Regions from separate parts of the Mus musculus genome. Here region 2 is linked to region 1. A link is a loop called in an ENCODE intact Hi-C map of the cell type or tissue named here. Cell type or tissue: gastrocnemius. All regions are shown on one strand.

Region 1 (8,000 bases):
CAGGCTAGGGAAGCACCCTACTGCACTGTAATTCAGTTTTTACCTCTTCCTGCCCTCTTGTGTTTTGAGGCAGAGCTTCCACAGGAGGCTGGCCTAGAGCTCTTTTTCCTCCACCACCCAAGAGATGGGTCTATTGGTGTGTCCCACTATGTCTTGTTTTATTTTGGCTTTTCCAGATGAGGTTTCTTTGTGTCTTTTCTTTTTTAAGCTTAGTGTTTTTAAACACTACATTTCCTCATCTAACATTTATTGAGCAAAGTGAACTCAAGTCATTGGTAACATAATAGAGATTTTCTGTCTTCAAAGTCATTGGTAACCTGAGTACTCCCATGCAGCGCTTCATGAGAGAGAGGTCTTGTTATGGAGAAATCGCCCTAACTTGACGGTTTCAGGGCAGTTGGCTATTCTACCAGGTGGGTTTCAGATTGAATTCAGATTGTCAGACTTGATGGCCCATCTAGTTGTCTTCTAGTTGATTAGAAGTTCAATAAATAGACCCTGTTACACTCTTTCTTTTTCCCTCCTCCCCTTCCTTTTCTTTTTGTGCTTAGGGTCAACCTTTGTGCCTTGTACACCCTAGTGCTGTACCTAGCATTCAGCTAAATTCCCTAGCCTAAGTTTGATTTTCTTCTAACTTAGCAGTTAGAAATCAAGTTTATGAATTTCATAAATGAAGAGATTATTCTTTGGGTTCATTTACATGGCTGTATTGTCAAGATTATTTTCTTAGAAAAGATCTGTGTTGTGTGAAATTATTTTATTTCTTAAATTCTTTAAGAACTTTGTGATTACCTCCCTGTTAGGTCTCAGAAACCCAGTACAAATGGCAAGCTGAGGTGCCTATTTAACACATTAAAGCCAACTTTGTCCTTCATGTTCTTTCATCAGCCTCCTGTCCCTACAGGTCACAGAGTGTGGCCATCCTCATACCCTGCCCCATACCCTAAACTTCTTCAGCCCTTCCACCTTCAGCTGCCCTTCCTGATGAACCTAGTCATTTTGGTTACCCATCCTTTTGTATACCCTTTACCCTCTTGTTCTCCTGGTCGTCTGTCTCCTGCCCCCCACCCCCAACTCCTCGCTGGCCCAGCTCAGGGTTATGTTCAGTCTGGATGCTCCCAGATGTCTCAGCCTGAATATATATATATATATATAAATTTTCTTCTCCACCATGCCTAGGAACAGTCATTTTATTTCTTTTTATATTCATTCCATCTCCAACACATGCATGCACACTGTCCCTTACTCTGTCCAGACAGTGTCTCCTGTATTCTAGGCTGGCCTTGAACTTGCTTCAGAACCCTATAAGGTTGGTCTTAAATTCTTGAACCTCCTTCATCCTCTCCGTAAGTGCTAGGATTAGGAGCCTGTGCTTCCACACTTAGACCTGTAATACTTTCCTGTACTGACTCTAAGCTTTACTCCAGACCTATCATCTTCCCACCCACCAGGCCTCCCACATGCTAGGTCAGTGCTCTACCATGTAGTCTCCTCCCAACCCCCCGCCCCCGCCCCGCCCCCATGCATTTAATGCACTTAGAGTTCTTCACTTGAACTATTCCCACCAAATATAAACTTGTGTTGTTTTTACAGTAATGTTTCTTTGCTTTGGGAGAAATTTTGTTTTGTCTTTGCCATGATTTTTTTAAACTTGTAAATACAGTTAAGTGTCCTAAGCATAGAGGTTTCCCACGCGCACAGCAGAGTGGCTTTGCATAGACTGAGAAGCCCATCCCCCTCCTAGCTATTACTCATCCTTCCCCAGGGAACCCAGGACATGTGATAGCCTGTTTGCTTCTAGCATAGGATCTTGCAACATGGGCTTTGTTGTGTTTAGCTTTTTTACTCAACATTGTGAGAATCATCTGTTTTCTCTCCACTTCGTTTTGTGGCCTGAGGAAGTAGAGGGATCTCAACACTAACTCAGATAGTTCTCACAAATGTTGCAGTTGTCAAGAAGTATGGGAGCAGCCAAAGAAAAGCTGCATTGCACTGGTAGAATATACTTGTTTTATTGTCGTTTAAGTAAGCCGAACAGTTTTAGTTTGGTCATTAACACCTTACAGCAGTACCTCAGCTACTCCAACTTCATTTTGTGTTGAAGGTTTGAGTTCAGCATTCCTGACTAGTTAGTGCATTCCTGACTAGTTAGTGCATTCCTGACTAGTTAGTGCATTCCTGACAGACTAGTTAGTGCCTCTTCATTGGATAGCTTGCTTTACATTCTTGGAATTCCGAAGCTACTAGTGATTCCCAGTTTGGGGGATGTTTGTAGAATCTTCAGTTATTATAAAATCTGTTGGAAGAGTCCACTAAGAAAAGTCCTAATTTATTTATTTATTTTTGGTTTTTGAGACAGGGTTTCTCTATAGCCCTGGCTGTCCTGGAACTCATTCTGTAGACCAGCCTAGCCTTGAACTCAGAAATCCGCCTGCCTCTGCCTCCGGAGGGCTGGGATTAAAGGCGTGCCGTCGAAAAGTCCTAATTTAAATTAAAGCTGTTCTCATTCAAAATGTTTAGGTACCTAGTAGTGTGCAGATTATAAAGTCACATTGTAAACTGCTATACAAATGTGAATTACCTGAGACCCTTACCCAGTTGGTATCTCTTTCTGACTGCATGACATAAATGAAACTTTCTTAGCAAAAATTCTATATATTCTACCACTTTGCTTTGTTTGTTTGTTTGTTTTTCGAGACAGGGTTTCTCTGTGTAGCCCTGGCTGTCCTGGAACTCACTCTGTAGACCAGGCTGGCTGGAGTCCACCTGCCTCTGCCTCCCCAGTGCTGGGATTAAAAGTGTGCGTCACCGTCGCCCGGCTGCTTTTTAATTTTTAAAATTATTGAGAAAGATTTGTTACTGTGGTTTTACACTTATTTCAAGCATTCTTAATTGCTGAGCTCTGTTTTTGATGGAACATTTAGGAGAACATTATGTTATGGATAATGGAAGACAGAGTGAATTGTGATTGTTAGTTATTTATTATTCTTGATAAATGTATGTGTTTGTGTGTTGCTAGTGATGAAGCCCTGGGCCTTGAGCAAATAGTCTTCTATTCATCTATAGTGGATCAATAAATGCCTTTTGCAGGGGCCTGTGTGTGTCCCCATCCATCTGTCCGTCTGTCTTGTCTGTCTTGCATATACCTCATTTGCCCAGGACGGTCTCAAGCTCATTGTGTAGCAGAGGATAACTTTGAACTCCCTATCCTTCTGCCTCCACCTCCCAAATGCTGAGATTCCAATGTTGCTTGGCCCACAAATGCTGGTGTTGTTGAACTAGTCAGAGCATTTTCCACTTTGACCTTAGCTACTTGCATACTTTTCTGTTTAGCTGCCTTTGATTAATTTGTAACTATAAGGCACAGGCTCTCATGGTTTGCTATGCTTCATAAACCACTTCAAAGGTTGTTTTGTTTTACTTTGGTTTTGAGGCAGGATTTCATTAGATAATCCCAGATGATTCTGAACAGAAAATCTTTGTCCCAAACGACCAAATGCTGGATCATGGTGTGTACCACTGCATCATGCTTGGTTTGAGTTTTGTTGATTTTTAAGACAAGGTATCTCTAGGCACCCAGACTAACCTCAAGGTCAGGGTGTTCTTTGTCAGCCATCCATATACCGTGCTGAGGTGACAGAACTGTGCCATGGTCAGTGTTTAGGGGCAGAGACAGGCACAGCCACCTGAGGAGCTCCCCACTGAACCATGGTTTGTTCATGACACGACACTCAATTCAGGAATTTCAGGACTAGCTAATGAAACAGTTGTAAATTTGATTAAAGATATTTTATTTCAATAGAGGCTTCAGTGTGAGAGAGAGGCCAAAAAGAGATACCCAGAAGAAAGCAAAGCAAGGTACATGGGTGTGGGCTTCTCCTAGATGAGGCCCTGGCTTTCGTAGGATTTTGGTTTAATTGAAAGTTACTCTTATCACTGGTTTGCCCTTGAAGGCACCTAATAGGATTATAATTGTTAAACTAGAAGTCTAGTCCCACAGGTAATGGGAAAATAGGTTATCTTTACTGTTAATAGTTTTTTTTTCTTAGTTTTATTTTATGTGTATGAATACCTGGTCCTGGAAGCCAAAGAGGGTATCAGATACCAATGTGGGTGCTGGGAATTGAACCCAGGTCCTCTGGAAGAGCAGTCAGTACCCTTAACCTTAACTACTAATCTATCTCTCCAGCCCCTATTGTAAACTGTTCTCTTTGAGAGTCTCTGGCTCTGTCTAGGGAGTGAGGCCTTGCCCAAGGTCCTGTATGTTCAGGTGTCAAGCTTAGGTCATGTTTGTGTAACAGTAAGTATCTGTTTACGGAAGTTGTGTTGCCAGGCGTTTACAGCAGATGCTGGCTGTGCTGGAGCTGCTTCCATAGTTATTGAGGGGCTCCAGGCAGACTCTGCCATGCTGGGCTCCTTCTGTGTTTTCTGTCATGCTTCAGTGCAAGGGGCTCCTTAACACTGAAGTATTCGAAGAAAATGTTTGGCATAATTTTAAGATTTAGTTTGTGAATTAAATAAACAACAATATACTACTAATAAAAATTCTTATATCTTTAGCTACACTTTTGGTTTTGCCAGTAATTTAAAAGTTGAAAAGAATGGAGACTGGAGGATGACTCAGGTGTTGCTCTTGCACCAGGGCTGCACACCTGGGGTCAGTTTCTAGCTACCATCTCTACCACAGTTATCCCTAACCCCAGCTCCAGAGGGCCTGGCACCCGCCCTCGCCTGACCAGTGCAGGCAGCAGGCTAAACACTCATGCACAGAATACGCTTGTGAAAAAATTATTTTCCCTTTATTCATATTGTGTGTGTGTGCTCTGCCTGCGTGTATGTTTGTGCATCACTTGCATGTAATGCTTACAGAGGCCAGAAGACGATATCTTCTGCATCTGAATTCACAGATGGTTAGGAGCGGCCATGTGGGTGTTCTGGAAGAACAGCTAGTGTGCTCTTCTTATACTGCAGAGACACCGCTTCAGCCCCAAATAAAAGGTTGTTTGTTTGTTTGTTTGTTTTTTAAGTTTAAGAGAGTTGCTGATGTAGCATGGGTTTTGACCACTGAAGAATTTGGAATTGGCCATGATTGAACACCTGTTTGTGGGCAGTTGGCCCTTTTTATAGTTTTATAGTTTGGGTGGTATAGTATGCACATGGGTTTGAAACTTGAATTTAAATTCTGACTCTAGCCCTATTAGCTCTGTATGTTTAAGCAAATTCCTATGTCTCAAAGCTGTAGCTTCCTTATAAATAAACTTAGTGTGTTCTAGTTGGAATCTGCACCACAAAGACTTGTGAGTACTGCTGTAGACACGGGTGTTTGTAGTTTGTCACACAGTGGCCTGTTACTCCAAAGCTCATGTTCTTCCAAAACCACTCACAGCTATAAACTGAATGTTTCCGTTAATAAGTAGTGGCTGTGTTAGCTTGCAGTTATAGTAGTTCTCAGAAAAATGGATTTCAGGAAGTTGAGTGAAAAGATAGGCAATGACTGAATAGTATGAGCCATCAGTACTGATAGATAACCCTCTGCGTACATTGTTACTGAAAACGACAACATATGAGTTTAGGTAAATGTGTGAGTGACCTGAAAACTCTAACTTTGTTAGGTGAGGGGTGGTGCTGCATGCCTTTGGTTTGCATTCAGCTTTTGGGAGGCAGAGCTACTAGCCTCATCTACATAAGGAGATAGTTCCAGGCAAGCCAGGGTTACAAAGTGACCTACAAAACCAGACAAAACCATGAAACAGCACCTCAGACAGATGAAGTAACAGGCTGGACCAGTAGGATTCCATGTTGGCTGGTATGCATTTGCAATGTTGGCCTTGCTTCTGAAAGCTATTTTAGGAAGGTGAGTTTAGGGAAGAACTAGAGAGGTGACTGGTACTTCCTGCCTCCTCAGAGGATCCCAGTTTGATTTTCAGTACCAACATCACAGTTCACAGCCACAGATAGCACCATGTGTGATCACAGACACACAGGATTAAGAACTTGTAGTAATAATGAATTTTTGTTTTGCTTTGTTTTGTTTTGTTTTTTTTTTTTTGATACAGGGTTTCTCTGTGTAGCCCTGGCTGTCCTGGAACTCACTCTGTAGACCAGGCTGGCCTCGAACTCAGAAATCCACTTGCCTCTGCCTCCCAAGTGCTGGGATTAAAGGCATGCGCCACCATCGCCCAGCTTGTTACTTTTGTTTTATTATATTTTATTAGCTTCCTTTTTTATATTATTAAGGGGGAGTTTTTGATGTGTCAAAAGCAGAATCTGAGAACTATTGAGGAACCTGAGTGTGCTTAGTGGGGAGAAGGGAAGGGAAGACCTGATAAAAACTAATAAAGAATTCCAGGATACTGCTAGCTGTTTTCCATAAGCAGTAATGTTTTTAAAAATCCTATTAAAATAAAATCAAGGGGCTGGAGAGAGGGCTCTTTGGTTAAGAGCATGTACTAATCTTTCAGAGTACAGGTGATTCACAGCTGTCTGTAACTGTGTATAACATCAGGGGGTGGTACCTCTGAGCTCTTCAGGCTCCTGGACTCATGTACACACACCAAGACAGACACACCATCTGTCCTTAGGGTCTCTATAGCCCTGGCTATCTTGGAACGTGTGTCATCTGTGCAATACTGGTTGTGCCACACTCCACACCAGTTAAAAGGATTCCTCACTGGGAATCTTCCCAGGTGATCCTAGGGCCAAGTTGATAAAACCAACCTCACATATGTATTCAAAGACATTTGAGGAGCTACTCGGAGTCTTTATTCCTTTTCTTTTCCCATTCATGCCTCCACCCTAGAAACTTTATTTTTAATATGGAAAAATAGTTAACTACCTTACTCGAGTCACCACCCCCTCCATCACTGAAAGGGACAGCAGTCAGATTACATCTTTTATTTGCCACGTGTTTATTTTTAAAATCTGCTTTTAAAATGCAGTCTTCATGAGTGGCTGTGAAGGGGAATGGGGTGACAACTGCACAGGTGTCTGTTATCTGTATTAGGTACTAGCAATGGGAAGCTGCTTGTTGCTCAGTTCTGGGGGTGGGGGTGGGGTGGGGAAAGGGACAACTTGGGGACAGTAGTGCTTACTTTGGCTTTTTTGTTTTGTGTACTTAACGTAGAAATTTTGATTAGAAAAACTTTACAGTTGCTAAGGATTGAACTTAGGTTTGGTACACGCTAGTAGCTTCCTTAGTGCTGGGCTGCACTCCAGCTCACAGAAGTGCTTTTGTTTGTACGCTATTGTGTTTCTTATTGAAACATGAAACACATGACTCACTTTTGCTTCTTTAAAATTTCTTAATTTAATAGAAAATTTTCTATATTTAAAGGTCAGTTTTAGTGCTAATACCATCTTCTATTTAATTGTTATAGCTTTGTCTCACTTTTGTTGTTTTCCCAACTGTGATGGTTTGTATATTCTTGGTCCAGGGAGTGGCACCTTTTGGAGGTGTGGCCTTGTTGGAGTAAGTGTGACCTGGTTGGAGTAGGTGTGTCACTGTGGATGTGGGCTTAATACTTTCACCCTTGGTGCCTGGAAGTCAGTCTTCTACTAGCAGCCTTTGGATGAAGAAACAGAACTCTCAGTTCAGCCCTGCCTGCGCCATCCTGCCTGGTTACTGCCATGCTCCCACCTTGATGATAATGGGCTGAACCTCTAAACCTGTAACCCAGCCCCGATTAAATGTTATTATTATTTTTTTTTAATAAGACTTGCCTTGGTCATGGTGTCTGTTCACAGCAGTAAAATCCTAAAACAGAAGTTGGTACCAGGGACTGGGGTATTGCTGTGATAGGCCTGACCATGCTTTTATTTGAAAGAATGTGGATGTTGGGACTTTGGATTTGGAAAGCAGTGGAATGCTTTAAATGGGGCTTAATGGGCCATCCTAGTAGGAATATGGAAGACTTTGTTGCTGGGAGTGATTTGAACTGTGTTGACCTGGCCCAAGAGATTTCAAAGGAGAAGAATTTCAGAATGTGGCATAAAGACTGTTT
Region 2 (8,000 bases), 150 kb after region 1:
GTTTTAACCACTTTGCATGATCCTAGGATTCTAGGACACAACTGACAAGAATTTAAAACTATTCCTCACAGACTTCATTCTGAACTGCCATTGTTTCTACGCAGAAGAAGTGCTCAACATCAGGGGAGAGGGCCAACGATCCAGGATCCCTTGCATGGCTCTGGGTCAGCCCGGTGTTCTTCGTGATGGCATGGTTCTACCTTGTCTTAGTCAGGGTTTTACTGCTGTGAACAGACGCCATGACCAAGGTAACTATTATAAAGACAATATTTAATTCGGGCTGGCTTAATTAGGTTCAGAGGTTCAGTCCATTATCATCAAGGCAGAACATGGCAGCGTCCAGGCAGGCATGGTGCAGGAGAAGCTGAGGGTCCTACATTTTCATCTGAAGGCCGCTAGTAGAAGACTGGCTTCCAGGTGGCTAGGACGAGGGTCTTAAAGCCCACACCCACAATGACACACTTCCTCCAACAAGGCCACGCCTCCAAGTAGTGCCACTCCCTGGGCCAAGCATATTCAAACCAGCACATACCTGGATCCTGAGGAAGCATGCTAACAGACTGTGTGTATGAGCTGATGATAACTCAGAAAAGGACACACAGACTAATACCCTCCTTGCTGCACCTCTAACCTGAACACCACAGGACAGACAGATGCTGTGGCTACAATTCCAGTTTTCCTTCCTCCAGTGATGAACATCCCCTAAGAGCAGTTTGCCTCTCACTGTAAAATATGAATGTTACTATGGAGACACTGAGGCTGGTGTGAACACACAGGGTCCAAAACTTTCCTTCTTCTTATGTACGTGTATGTAGCATGTGTGTGCCTATGTGATGCATGTGTGCATGGGTATGGAGGGCATAGGTTGGTGTCAGGTATCTCCCTCAGCCTCTCTGTTATACTTTGAGACAGTTTCTCCCTAAACTCAGGGCTCAACGAGTGTCCATCATGACTGGCTAATGAGCCCTGCATCCCCCCTCTCCAACTGTGGAGTTACAGATGCGAGGGAGTATGTCTGGCTTTTACAGGAATGCTGGGTGTCTGAACTCAGGTACTTAGCTTCAGTGGCAGGTACTTTGCTGGACTGTCTGAGTCAATGCCCCGCCTCCACAGCGTTCCATTTTCAGATGCACAGAACAAAAATAACACCATAGAATAAAGTAAGAGAAGCAAGCTGTGAGTCCGCTAAAGCCATAGAAAAGAAAAATAATATCTTATGATTTTATGTGTATGTGTGCTTTGCCCGAATGTGTGCATGTGCACTGTGTGTGCCCGGTACTAAAGGAGGTCAGGAGAGGGCACTGGATGCCCTGTGAACTGCCATGTGGGTATTGGAAATCAAACCTGGGTCTTCTGTAAAAGCAACTATGTTTTTTAATTGCTCAGGCAGTTCTCCGGCCCCTTGTAGCCACTTTTACGTATGTGCATGCCCATAGGGTTTCTAAACTCAGTGTGTCATTATGCCATAGCAGAATAACAAGACAACATGTAACCAAGGAAGCCTTGGTAGGAGAATATACCCAGGCTGGGGTTCTAGCAGACAAATTTTACTCAGAAATAATAGATTTCTTGCTTCAAGCAGCGCATTACGGATGGAAAAGTTGGTTTTAGACAGAAGATAAACAGGATTGCTGTTTGCTTTTCAAATGACCTCAACGTTTAAAAATGCTAGGAGCAGATGAAGAGTCGGGCTAATCCTGGGCAGGAGGAACTTGACACAGACAGTGTCACCCTTCTCTGTGGTAACCCCAAGTCTGCCTCAATGCACTCTGGCTACACTTCCTCTGTAAGCAGAGTCACGCTGGACCCAGTCAGCACTGTCCGACTGGGAGGTCTCTCTGGGGTTTAGGGACTGAGTGGCCAGCACGGTTAGGCGCTTTCCTATATTGTTCATCTAGGAACGCCTCGTAGACATTGTTCCCTTTGAGCTGACGTGATGGCTTAGCAGTGTGAAAGTCAGCATGGCAGAAACAAGAGACACCCTGCCAACAAGGTGGAAAGAGAGCATGCTTGAAAGTTGTCTTCTGACTTCACACACACACACACACACACTCCCACCATAGACACACACACTACAAACACACACATATACAAACACACTTCACACACACACCACACACACCATAAATACACAAACACACACATATACAACACATACACATGCATACCACCTTCCTACAGCACACACATACACCACACACACACATCACACATACACAGACACACACACCACCCCTACATACCACACACACACATCCCACGTACACACACGCTGACAATGATAATGATGATAAAAACTGAAAACAATAAGGAAGCGTGCTCCTCTCCGTGCACACGTTCGAAACGTGCACACGTTCAAAATGCTAAGCAGGCCCCGAGTTTCTTTGCTTGGCTCTCAGTGAAATAAAGTTAGTGATGATTAAAGTTGGTTATCACACAGCTTAGAAATTTCCAGTGGTACTCAGCATAAAATTGCTAATGTTTTCAAGGACAAACGATTGTGGATTTCTAAGTTTGTTATCTTTAAAATGAATGTGTGTGTGTGTGTGTGAGTATGTGTGTGTATATGTATATGTATGTGTGTGTGTATGTATGTGTGTGTATGTGTGTGTGTGTATGTGTGTGTTTGTGTGTATGTGTGTATGTGTATGTATGTATGTGTGTGTGTATGTATGTGTGTGTATGTGTGTGTGTATGTGTGTGTGTTTATGTGTGTGTGTATGTGTATGTATGTATGTATGTGTGTGTATGTGTGTGTGTATGTGTATGTATGTGTGTGTGTCTGTGTGTCTGTGTGTCTGTGTGTCTGTGTGTGTGTGTGTTTGTGTGTAGGGGATGCCGTGGAGGTCAGAGGACAACTCTGGGAGTTGGTTTTCTACTTCCAAGGACCAAACTCAGGTTGTCAGACTTGATGGTAAGGGCTTTTACATGCTGAGTTTCTCAGTTCCAATATGCATCCTCCCCTCCCCTCCCCTCCCCTCCCCTCCCCTCCCCTCCCCTCCCCTCCCCTCCCCTCCCCTCCCCTCCCCTTCTTCCTCTTCCTCTTCCCCTCACTCCCCTTCCCTTCCTTCCCCCCAGCACTTTGCTCTGTTGTCCGGGCTGGCTGCCACACTCTGGGCTACACTTCTCCATCAGTGGAAGCCTGCACCTTTTTCTCGGGAGTGCTGACTCATTCCAGCCGGGCTGTCGCTATTGTTTCTGAGCTATGCTGGCTTATAATGTTGTCTTCCTGGAATTTAAAAAAACCCCACAGACTCTTGGAAAGGACTGGCTTCTGGTAACCCTGTATAGTCCTTGACAGAGCCTCAAATCTCTATTTGGCCAAGAGCTTAAAGATAGTATTGATTTATAAAAAGTGATCTGTGTAGTCAGGAGCACAGACATTATAAGAAGCAACGCTGTGGTTATCACATTATTAAGGCTTAAAGAAAACCAGCAGTCTTGTATTTTTGGCAGGCAAACATGATTTATTTGTTTTCTGTTATTATTAATAGTGTGCCTTTACTGTTAATCTTTTTCTTTAAAGATTTACTTTATTTTTATTTTATGTGTATGAGTGGTTTGCCTGTCTATAGGTATGTGCACTACCTGTGTGTGCCTGTGGGAGGCAGAAGAGAGCACTGGATCCCTTGGAACTGGAGTTACAGATGGGTCTGAGCCGTTGTGTGGGTGTTGGGAACTGAATCTGGGCCCTCTGCAAGAGCAGAGAGTACTCATGACAGTTGGGCCATCTCTCCAGCTCCTATGTTATTTCTTGATCACAATTTTAGAGTTAATTCCTGACATCGTTTCCTGCCATTCGTAGTGACTCCTCAAATACTACACCTCCATTTTGCATTAATCTATTATTCTCTTCCTGCCATCCTGCTCGTTCTATGGTGACAGTATTTCCTCGTGTTTCTCCCTCTTTCCTTATGGTACACATTCTTCCTTGTTGCACATTTATGAATGAGGACATTACTCCAGAATATTTATGCACCGGGACATATTTCACTTATTTCTTTAACAAGAACCCACTGGCAGAATAAAGGAAATTAAAATAAAAAAATAGCATAACCAGAAAGATGATGCAACAAGCGCAGTCGTCAGCCATAGGGAGAAATGCCAAGAGAGTTCTGAGAGCCATAGACAGTTGTAACACGTCAGTAATCTAAGGGGGAAGAGGGATTCTATTTAAAACATACAAAAGAAGATTATGGTCAAGAGAAACAAAAAACGGAACCCCACCACCTGATGAGGATCAGGGTCCAAGGGCATCTGCTGTGGCTAAGGCCAGTGCACAGTCTATTTCCTCACAGAGAGGCCTGCTCTCTTCTCTAGTTAGGAGGACATTTCTTGACACTAGAGCCACTTACAGACAAGGCGGGGCTAGGCTTGGCAGGGCGGGGCTGAATAGGATGGGGCGTGGCTAGACCGGGAGGGGAGGGCTGGGCTAGGTAGGGCGGGGCTGGACTGTACTTGGCAGGGCTTGGTGGGCGGGACGGAGTGGGGGCAGGGCGGGGCGGAGCTAGATAGGGTGGGCGTGGCTAGACAGTGTAGGTGAGGGCTGGGTGGGTCGGGGGTAGGGGAGGGCCGGGCTGGGCTGGGCAGGGCTTGGCAAGGTGGGGCGGGGTGCAGCCCGTGAACAGGTTTTCAATTCATATTTAGCTATTATTTCACTTTGCTGTGCACTCGTGGCTACGGGCAGAATTTTTCCTATAAATTACACGTTGAGATCTTCCTTTCTGGTCCCTCAGCATGTATCTGTGTGTAGGAATTAGGGCTATAAGCGACTGAATAAGGCAAAATTCTGTGGCATGGTGGCCTACCCCAGTACGACTATTATAGCTGCAGCATGTGGAGTTTGGGGCAAACACTCGTAGAGGGATGCCCCGAGAAGACATAGAGAGTCACAGAAGATTAGAACAAGTCACTCAAGGGAGGGACGCCCACTGTGACAACATGGGATGGGGGTGACGTGGGGTGGGGTGGGGTGGGGTGGCTGCAGAAGAGCAATTGAATTTCACCTTGAGGTTTTGGCCTTCAGAAGCGGGAGAAGAAGGATTTTTATTTTCTGTTTATTCCACCTGCTTTGTGGGATATTTTATGGTGTTTTAAGTAAACAAATACAGGTGATGTTTTAGTTTTTTTTTTTTTAGGTTTTAAAAGAAAAAGTCTTTAAAATTCTTTCAGAGGATGGGCGTGAAAAGCTAACAACACTCAGGGGAGCTGACTGTCCACACAGGAACACAACACACACTTCTATTTAGTGTCCAGCCTTGTGCTGACTCCAAGGTGCGTTTGAATCCAGCCCCCACCAAGGCTCTTTTATTTCTTGTTCACGATCTCCCTTTCCATGCTTGAAGACAGAATTTCTCTTCCTTCTTAGATGACTGCCTTGTGTCCCATCTGACTCCTGTCTTCTAGAAGTGTGTTGGCATATCTTATTTGAGCCTGGCTGCTCTTGTTAACATAGTTTCTGTTGCTATGCTTTAAAAAGCGTTATGACATTTGGAAAAAAAAAAAGATCTGCATGAGTCTAACATAACTTTACTTGATGTCAAGTTATAAAATGATTAGTTGTGGGGCTCATTAGGCCCCAATTCCAATTAAAAATATAATTCTAAACTTTAATTTTTAAAAGTGTGTGTTTGTGTATATGAGTGTGCTGTGGTCCATCGGTGGGAGTCTGTATGCAGGAGTCAGTTCTCTTCTCTGCCCACCGTCCTGGGTATACAAGTCAGGTGACCAACCCATCGGCAAACCTCTTTTATACACTAAGCCATCTTGCCTGCCTCATACACATTAACTTTTACCACCTCATTGCATGTACAGACAGTTTATTGGAAGATTTTTTAGAGTGAATTAATAAGTACTTTTATTATGTAAAATGGGCATAATTATGAACCAAATTTGATCTCATATAAATAATACAGTCCGTAGAGGGCAAAAAAAAAAAATCTTTGTGTACACAGATAAGCACTGGGGAAGACAGGAAAAATTAAGTACACAGTTTATCTCTTCAAGGAATGAAGTGCTTATCTGTTTCTCCAGGAATGCTGGGAACGGTTGTGGTTTCTACCTGATAATCCTCTGCTCCCTGATGAGCCAGGCTCTCCCTGTATCTCCCACATTGCTGGGATATACTTTACTTACTCCAGACCCTTTGCTGCTAAATCACCACCATTGCTTTTAGACCTCGTGAATGACGTCACATGTGCTTTACAAGAGCATAAGTGACTTCTATGCTCCCTTAGGGTCAGGACAATCCTGGCACCCACAGGTACTCTGTTTCCCTCGGTCAGTCTCCCTGGACTCTAAATCTGGGTCTCCATTTCTGAGTCAATAGTACCCAACTTGGTGAAAAAAGCCAGATGTACTTTGTAAAGAATTTCAATGTAAACATGTCTTAAATTTGTTATGCACTTGGGACTGAGTTAACTGTTATCAGAAAACTTTTTTTTTTCCCAAAATGGTACTCTGCTTAAATATGGCTAAAATAAATGAACTGGTTGGTGTCAGACTCTGGAAGTCCTGACCAAGCACAGCTACCTAAATTAGATTGAACCAAGTTTCATTCTTGCCTCTTTGTGGATCGTTTCCATGACTGCTGTAAAGCCTGCAGAGACCCTCCACAATAACCAACGTATTAGAAGTTACCTAACAGTGTATTTTACTGTAGTAGAAAGTGGCCGGAATCACAGCATTTTGTTGTTGAGTATTACCATACTGTTTTGGACAACTGTTAGCCCTGGGCATCAAATCCATGCTATACATATTGAGCAGCCTTCAGGTCAAATCCATACTATACATATATACATACATACATACATACATACATACAGCACAGCCTCTAGGGTTTGCATTCCTCTCCGAGTTATGTAACATTAATAGATTACAGAGAGATTCCAAGTTTTCTTTCTGAGCTGGTTGTCTTTACGTGAACATGTGGAATGTAGATTTTCCTGGAAGAACACAGGATGCAGCAACACTCATTAGAGCTCCCATACCTCAGGCTGACAGCCCAGCTCTGAGAGACCACTGTTTGATTTCATATTCACATGCTGTGTGGATCCCCAGAAACATACTGCCTTTGCCAGCTTAAAGTTGATTTTAAAAAACCATACTGGCAAATGTTAGAGAAAGATGTAAAGGGAGGTTTTTTCAACCTAAGATTGCAAATATTTTTCTGCCTTTCTGGCTCATTTTGAATGCATTGACATGATTTCTGCATATTTTAAGCATACCACCAATGAGTTACCAAGCTTTTGTGCTCTTTTCCATGGTACTTGGGTCAGAAATTGTTTTCAATAGTTGGTATTTTTTTTCTCTTTCACTTTTTTTTGTTCCTATCCAAAAACATCATCAACTAAGTGCTTTATAGGGAATATGTTTCATTTAGCAGACAGTTTTAGAGGATCTTTAACAAGAGCTTTCTAGTTACATCTAGGCATCACAAATGGCATCAGTCTGAAGGGTATGGGACCAAAGCCATGTGGCCAGAGAGGAAGCAAGAAACCCAGGCGAGGCCAGACTGGCTCTTGTCTAACAACACTCTCCCAGTCACTTTCTCGGAACCACTTTGATCCAGTCACCAGGTGACCACGGCATAAGATCTTGCACTGGGTCACACGTCCGTCGTTCAGGCTTCATCACCTCCCAACACTATCACATTGGGGAATTAAGCTGCAGCATGAGTTTTGACAGAGACAACTCATATCCAATATTCATCAGCACTTGCCTTTGTCTTTGGACTACCAACAGCCCTATGAAGGACACAATGTTACCCTGACTTTGACACCACTTAAAAGAAGGGAGGTAGGTACTAGAAGATTGAAAAGTTTAGCCTTACTGTGCTCTAGGATGTGAACTCAGCACAGCCACCACATCTACACTTTTATTCCACAGCCACCAAAGCATCTACAGTCCTATTTACTAACCCATTGTGATTTGTAGTGACCGTGTCTCTGTCACCTAATGCCAAAAGGTTTCCTGCATTACAGGGAGACGCTTAGTTAGAC

The links. A loop is a pair of places that touch in the nucleus more often than their neighbours do. Peaks named below come from ENCODE experiments on the same cell type or tissue, not always from the same donor. Only the 100,000 strongest peaks of a DNase experiment are listed, where the experiment ranks them.
Region 2: a loop joins it to region 1, with 2.2 times the contacts of the local background. A loop is called at or near these places in 1 of 42 quality-filtered maps.

The regions. Positions count from the first base shown.
Region 1 is chr3:152,400,703-152,408,702 of GRCm38, forward strand. The region is part of intron 1 of Zzz3 (zinc finger, ZZ domain containing 3); the gene reads left to right. Among named protein-coding and RNA genes, the nearest start is that of Zzz3, 8.7 kb to the left of the region's middle. In gastrocnemius, no CTCF peak of the experiment used is centred here; no DNase peak of the experiment used is centred here; H3K4me3 peaks cover 579 bases; H3K27ac peaks cover 5,733 bases.
Region 2 is chr3:152,553,491-152,561,490 of GRCm38, forward strand. The region is part of intron 6 of Ak5 (adenylate kinase 5); the gene reads right to left. Among named protein-coding and RNA genes, the nearest start is that of 3110067G11Rik, 68 kb to the left of the region's middle. In gastrocnemius, a CTCF peak has its summit at 3,580; no DNase peak of the experiment used is centred here.